3 separate regions of the Mus musculus genome follow, and all the other regions are linked to region 1. The links are chromatin loops, found by intact Hi-C in ENCODE. Cell type or tissue: heart. All regions are shown on one strand.

Region 1 (2,500 bases):
GCATTCCACTGAGTTCCAAATCCAAAGTCCCCAAATCCACATTCTTTCAAATAAAAGCATGGTTAGGCTTATCACAGCAATACCCCAGTCCCTGGTACCAACTTGTCTTAGCCAGGGTTTCCTTTCTTTCTTTCTTTCTTTCTTTCTTTCTTTCTTTCTTTCTTTCTTTCTTTCTTTCTTTCTTTCTTTCCTTCTTTCTTTCTTTCTTTCTTTCTTTCTTCCTCCCCCCCACACCCTCTGGAGACACGGTTTCTCTGTATAGCCCTGGCTGTCCTGGAACTCACTTTGTAGACTAGGCTGGCCTCGAACTCAGAAATCCACCTGCCTCTGCCTCCCAAGTGCTGGGATTAAAGGCATGTGCCACCACTGCCCGGCTAAGTCAGGGTTTCTATTCCTGCACAAACATCATGACCAAGAAGCAAGTTGGGGAGGAAAGGGTTTATTCAGCTTACACTTCCATACTGCTGTTCATCACCAAGGAAGTCAGGACTGGAACTCAAGCAGGTCAAGAAGCAGGAGCTGATGCAGAGGCCATGGAAGGATGTTTCTTACTGGCTTGCTTCCTCTGGCTTGCTCAGCCTGCTCTTACAGAACCCGATACTACCAGCCCAGGGATGGCATCACCCACAATGGGCCCTCCCACCCTTGATCACTAATTGAGAAAATGCCCCACAGCTGGATCTCATGGAGGCATTTCTCCAACTGAAGCTCCTTTCTCTGTGATAACTCCAGCCTGTGTCAATTGACACAGAATCAGCCTGTAGAGAGGGTCTTGCCTTAGTGGTGAGTCAGCCTGTGTCAATTGACACAGAACCAGCCTGTAGAGAGGGTCTTGCCTTAGTGGTGAGTCAGCAAATACTTGACTCCATAGCCTCCTCCCCACCATTCCAAAATTCAAATCTGGAATTTAAACATCCAGGGAGGGAAAAGGTAAGGGGAGGAAAACTCGGTACCTCAGTTACTCTGTCTTCCTGAGGTCAAGACAAAACATAACGCAAGGCTGACACCTAGTGGCTACCTACTTGCTACAGGAGCCCACCCTGCATTAAACTAAGGACCAACTGAGAAACAAAGGAAGAAAGATATCTGAAATCAGTGCTGGCGACATGCCTGCCTCTGCCCATCCTTTCATGTTATTTTAAGTTCTAAGGATAATTAAGTCACTTCTACCTCTTATCTGAGGGTTCTGCCTGGCCCTCTCTTGCGTTCTGCAATGTTCACCTGGATTGATTTCCTCAGCTCCCTCCTCACTATCCTCTATCCTATTAAGAGATTCATGTCTGAAGCCCTCAGGCTTGCTCATCCTTTGGTTCTAGCCCTGGTCTACATTTGTGGACTGTTTCCTTCACACAAATTTTTCTAGAAGTGTGTTTCTAGTACACTTCTGGCCCTGGCAATCGAGTCATAGCTTCCAGGCTGGATTTTACTTTGGTATTGGAGCTCTGGCAGTTTTAATAATTAGGCTCAGTCACTTGTCCTCAATAGGCCAGTCAAGGGGCCAAAAAAGCAAAGGCAGAGAGAAATTTATTCAATGTGGCTGCACCAGGAAGGGGGTCTGACATAAGGCATAGGTTTAAGTGGGGGAATGGAGAGATGGCTCATCAGTTAAGAGCTACTCTTCCAGTAGGCAGGGGATGTTTCTTTGGGCTCCAATACTCCCTGCTCACCTGGATTGTCTCTTCCTTCTCCTGCTCATTTCCCACTCTGCCCAAGCCTTACACATGGGGCTTTGCTCCCGGGCTGCCTTCAGGCCCCCTTCCTTCTCCCTTACCCTTTATGGTCTCACATACTAAGACCCCGGATAGCGCTCCACTTACCTCTCGGTCTTTGCCATTCTGCTTTCACTGTCATTTCTCATCCAGATGTTTACTAGTTACCAAATTGGTTTCTCAGCTGCATCCTTGTTAGCTCTCTTCCCCAGTGTGGTCAGGGGCATTTTCCCTATGACCCCACTTCTTTAAAGCTTCTTTCCACGGCAAATAAACTTCAGACCCAGCCCTGCCTGCTTGGCTCCTTATCTTGCTTCATCTCTGGGGTTTAGCTCCTAAAAAATTAACAGTGTCTCTTTTCTCCTCTCTTCACTACCTTCCTCCCTTCCACACCGTGAATTTTGCCCTAGACATTTCCTTGCTTGGGATCCACTTTCCTTCTCTTCCGCTCTCTTCTTAATACATATGTTCTCTCCTGCCTCTTCTGGAGTACTCTCCTGAGGCCCCAGCCAGGAACACTTTCTCTGTGACCCAATGCACTGCACTTCCTAACTAAAACTGTTCCCAGGGGCTAGAGGGATGGCTCAGTGCTTAAGATGGCTCTTATTCCAGAGAACTTGGCTTTGATTCCCAGAACCCACAAGGAGGCTCACAACCCTCTGCAATGTCAGTTCCAGGCAATTCAGTGCCCTCGAGTCTTCTCCAGGCACACACGTGCTGCACAGACAGACATACAGGCAGAGGAGACACCCACACACATGAAATAAACTGCTTCCAAACTCACTCCATAC
Region 2 (2,500 bases), 170 kb before region 1:
TGACTTTAGGCAAATCACCAAACTATGTCTGTTTCCTCACTTGGAAAATAGGAATAAAAATATAACCCACTGTATAGCACAAATGTGACAGTATTCAAAAGTCCTAAAACTATTACTATTTGAAGAGTAAGCATAGCTGTATTGGCTATAATAGATGCAACTGGCTGCTGTGTCTAAATTTTCCTTGTTACATAACCCATTTCCTTTTATCTGATCTATTCTATCTAATAGTGCTATATTGCATAGGCGTATAATTAGTTCAGTTTTAAGATTCAGCATTTACACAAGAAGGAAGCTGGGGCCAGTAATGGCATACACCTTTAATTTCAACACTTGGGAAGCAGAGGCAGGCAGCAGATCTCTGAGTTCAAGGCCAGCCTGGTCTACATAGTGAGTTCCAGAACAGCTAGAGCTACTTAGAAAAAACCTGTCTCAATAAAACAAAACAAAACCAACATTAAACAAACAAACAAACAAACAAAAACAAAAACAAAGGAAACTGGGCTAGAGATGGCTCAGGGATTACCAGCATGGGTCCTCTTCCAGAGGACCTGAGTTCAATTCCCCATACCCACATAGCAGCTCACAATGATCTGTAACTTCAGTTCCAAGAGACCCAATGCCCTCTTCTGGCTTCCTGAGCACCAGGCACACATGTGGCACACAGAAGACATGCATACAAGCAAACATACATATAAAACAATAAAATGAAAAGGGCTGGAGAAATGGCTCAGTGGTTAAGAGCATCCAACTGCTCTTCCGAAGTTCCTGAGTTCAAGTCCCAGCAACCACATGGTGGCTCACAACCATCCGTAATGAGATCTGACTCCCTCTTCTGGAGTGTCTGAAGACAGCTACAGTGTACTTACATATAATAAATAAATAAATCTTAAAAAAAAAAGAAAAAAAGAATTTGCTTTCTAAAAAAATAAAGAAAAAAGAAGAAGGTAATGAACTCTTACTGTCTCAACAATTTAAAAAAATAGGTCAAAAAAATAAGGAGAAATTAGCAGTAGTTATTAAAAATTAGTAAGTCATGTATTTTATAGATTATTACTACTTTCACTTTTTTTTAAAGATTTATTTCATTTATATGAGTACACTGTAGCTGTGTTCAGACGCACCAGAAGAGGGCATCAGATTCCATTACAGATGGCTTTGAGCCACCATGTGGTTGCTGAGAAGATCAGTCAGCGTTCTTAACTGCTGACCCATCTCTCCAGCCCTACTTTCAATTTTGAAATGAAAAACAGGGGAAGACTGGCAGCATGACTTAGGAATAAATGCCTTTTTTATAGAGCACTGTTACCTATCATCTTTACAAACGAGAACTGTCATTGTGATTTAGCAACTGCAGTTAGGAATGTATTTACAGTAACTGAAAGCAGAGGAAGAGTGTGAGCAAGCATGTCATGCAGTTAAACTGCAGCACTTTACCTCTTAGGGCAGACGCTAGACAGCTGCGACAGAGTACAGCTACTCTTCTCCGGAGTTCCTGAAATACTGGGTTCTTCACCACACGTGGATGACTCTATTTCAAAGAAGCACAGAGCATTATCAAGGTGTCTTAAAATAGCAACATCTGAGTGAAAGGTTAGATTCTCCATAACCAGCCGTGAGCTTTACTAACTTCACTCCTCTCAAGCCCCAGAGAATTGTTTCCACATTTCTCCTAACCTAGTAGTTTTCCATTAGAAAGTACTTTCAGAGGCTGGTGAGATGGCTCAGTGGGTAAGAGTACCCGACTGCTCTTCCGAAGGTCTGGAGTTCAAATCCCAGCAACCACATGGTGGCTCACAACCATCCGTAATGAGATCTGACTCCCTCTTCTAGAGTATCTGAAGACAGCTACAGTGTACTTACATATAATAAATAAATAAATAAATATTAAAAAAAAAGTACTTTCAGTTTTTTATGACCCAACAAAAACATCTTTTTCTAATATGCATTGGCCAACCTAGAGGCTGAATTTACTTCTGATCAAACACAGACACACACAGAGAAAGGAAGGGGAGGGGAGAGGGGAGGAGACTTTATATTTTNATATNCTCTCTAATAGGTAGTTGATAAATCTGTATTTCCAAATATTAACTGTCAATTTCCTTACCACTGCTTAGCCCTCCCACATTCTACAATACAGTACTATTGGCCTAAAATCAAACTAATTTTAATTTGCAGAGAACTTGCAATCACAATTGGATGCATTATCAACAAAAGCCAACTTTCCTACCTCTCCCCCTCCACCCACTTGTTTATGTAGTCCTTCCACCTTAAGAATGTTAATAGTTTTTCTTTTTTTTTTAAAGATTTATTTATTTATTTATTATATGTAAGTACACTGTAGCTGTCTTCAGACACACCAGAAGAGGGCGTCAGATCTTATTACAGATGGTTGTGAGCCACCATGTGGTTGCTAGGAATTGAACTCGGGACCTTTGGAAGAGCAGTCAGTGCTCTTAACCTCTGAGCCATCTCTCCAGCCCGTTAATAGTTTTTCTTG
Region 3 (2,500 bases), 290 kb before region 1:
ATTCATTCCAAAGAATTCACATTGTAATGTGTCTTAGAGTTTTCCTGCTGTGAACAGACACCATGACCAAGGCAACTCTTATAAGAATAACATTTAATTGGGGCTGCTTATAGGTTCAGAGGTTCAGTCCATTGTCAAGGTGGGAACATGGCAGCATGCAGGCAGGCATGGTGCAGGAGGAGCTGAGAGTTCTACATCTTCATCTGAAAGCTGCTAGCAGAATACTGGCTCTCAGGCAGCTAGGATGTCGGTATAAAAGCTCACACCCACAAGGCTGCACCTACTCCAACAGGGCCACACCTCCCGACAGGCTACTCCCTGGGCCAAGCATATGCAAACCATGACATAATGGGTTGGTCTTGTAATGCTGTGTATTCTCATGCTCAATGCTGGTTCCCAAGATCTGGTTCTCCCCAGTGAGGAGTTCCTCGGGGATGAGGAGATCTTTACGTATATCAAATGATGCTTCAGATCTTTGCTCCAGAATCCTAAAAGGCCTTCCATTAGGTCTTCCCGTATAACAAAGAAATAAGAAGTGACCGTTTCCAGAAAGGAAGTCATATAAAACTACCCTTGAGAATGAACTCTCTTAAGAGAGAGATTGTTATCCTCTCTCTCTTAATATACATTTTTATATGTAAATATATATACATTTTGCACAGTTTTACACTTTTTGGGGAAGATTCCATTGCCTGCTTTTCCAGGGGACCCAGGTTCTATTCTCAGCGCCCACCTGCAGCTCACCACCCTCTGTAACCACAGTTCCTCTTCCGGTGTCTGTGGCACTGCACGACATGGTGTATGTTCATGCAGGCCAAACATACATACATAAAATATAAGTGTTAAGTAAAGACAGCTCTTGCCTCACAAGCAGCACTGTTGTACTTAATATCCTAGCCATTGCCAGTTCTGTCCGTTGGCATCAGCCTGTGCACCTCCCATGCCAGGGCCTTTATTAAAAATTCTTTCTGTCTCTGCCAGCACACAAAGCAAAGGAAAAGGATCTTCGCTGCTCTTAACTTCCACGTTCATAGACCAGACTCGCAAATACCCACAGAAGTTACATTCAAAGTGAGACTAGTATTTTATTATGGTTAAGCTGAAATAACAAAATACTATAGACAGCAAAAAATTATTTTCTCACTTCTACCAGACCAGGGTCTCACTCGCATGACCCCACTGCATCTTTAGAGACTTTATCCCCAAACTCAGCAAATCACTCAGTCACGCCTTGGTGGGAATAGCGTCCAACAGTGGCAGATCTGAACCACAAGGTGGCGCTGCTACTCAACTCCTAAACCTTGTCAGGCCCGTTTTGTTTTGTATTATTTTGTTTTGTTTTGTTTTGTTGTTTTGTTGTTGTTGTTGTTTTTGTTTGTTTGTTTGTTTGTTTTTTTTTTTTTTTTTTTTTGCTAAAACCTTCAGAATTTGAGAGAAGCTAAAAAGCTGGATGAATTTTTTTTTTTTTTTTTGAGTGATCATCGCTTTCCCAATGAAAAAGATAGGTAAAACTGAAGACGGGGACCATGTGGTTCTACAAAGACTTTCATCTGCATAAGAAAAAGATGGAATCTTTCATAAAGAAAATACAAGGATTCTGTGACATCCACTTCATACCGGACTCATATGAAACCCCCAAATTACCTGTATAATATGCTCAAGATTGAAAGATTGTCATCAGCCAGTTTGTCCAGTGCATACTTTGCAGTTATATAACACTAAGGCTGAGTTTTCTCTGGTCTATTAAGACAGGTGAGGAAGATAGTAAGACCACAGTTACATGTATAAACAAACCTGTAATTTATACAGTGTATTTATAGGCACAGTAATGAGCTGACTTCTCCAGACAACTAGCCTCCACAGCTAGCCTTCATGGTGACTTGCATTGCCTTGGTGTCTAGGTTAATGGGAAACAAGGATGAACTCCATCCCACCTGGATCTCTAGCCCACTGGTCTGCGAGAGAACCCAGGCAGTAGATCTCTAGACCGTCCTCCCTCAGCCTCAGAGGCCCCCTGGGCTTGGACACCTTGTGGAGACAAGCATGGAACAATTACTGTTAGAAATGCCCATGGACAAAGACAATGAGATCCAGAGACTCACCTAAGTTCCCTCCGTTTATGTTATGGTCAAACATCTAATCACCTTTCTTCATACACTGGCTCCCGTTTCTTTCTCCCCCGCAGGAGGAGGCTTGTTGCCACATGACAAGCTTTCTTCATAGCTTCACCCTTGACTATGATTTCCAAGCAAAAGTCTGTGGCCTATTTCTTGTGCCAATTCCCGTTGTCATGTGACTCATGTGAGGGCTTCGGACGTTTCCACCGAGCCGGTGGATTTTAGATAAGGAACTACAAGCACGAGCACTTCCCTTTCAGTTAAAATCCACTCCGCCTGGCTGATGGCATTTGCTTGGTTTTGATCATCTCCCTTCTACTCTGTCACCTCCCAAGATTTATTTCCTTGCCAAATATCTCTAAATTTTCTTGTTTGAGTTACTC

The links. Peaks named below come from ENCODE experiments on the same cell type or tissue, not always from the same donor. Only the 100,000 strongest peaks of a DNase experiment are listed, where the experiment ranks them.
Region 2: it touches region 1 in a loop (9-fold over the local background); 15 of 42 quality-filtered maps call a loop at or near these places.
Region 3: it touches region 1 in a loop (7-fold over the local background); 37 of 42 quality-filtered maps call a loop at or near these places.

The regions. Positions count from the first base shown.
Region 1 is chr3:19,903,395-19,905,894 of GRCm38, reverse strand. No RefSeq gene overlaps it. Among named protein-coding and RNA genes, the nearest start is that of Gm42190, 49 kb to the left of the region's middle. In heart, a CTCF peak has its summit at 1,016 (motif pointing left); no DNase peak of the experiment used is centred here.
Region 2 is chr3:20,075,522-20,078,021 of GRCm38, reverse strand. Hltf (helicase-like transcription factor) reads right to left here. Exons shown (of 25, transcript NM_009210.3): 10 at 1,438-1,531. Among named protein-coding and RNA genes, the nearest start is that of Hltf, 19 kb to the right of the region's middle. In heart, a CTCF peak has its summit at 1,128 (motif pointing right); no DNase peak of the experiment used is centred here; H3K4me3 peaks cover 333 bases; H3K27ac peaks cover 521 bases.
Region 3 is chr3:20,197,876-20,200,375 of GRCm38, reverse strand. No RefSeq gene overlaps it. Among named protein-coding and RNA genes, the nearest start is that of Gm31320, 23 kb to the left of the region's middle. In heart, a CTCF peak has its summit at 1,261 (motif pointing right); no DNase peak of the experiment used is centred here; H3K27ac peaks cover 543 bases.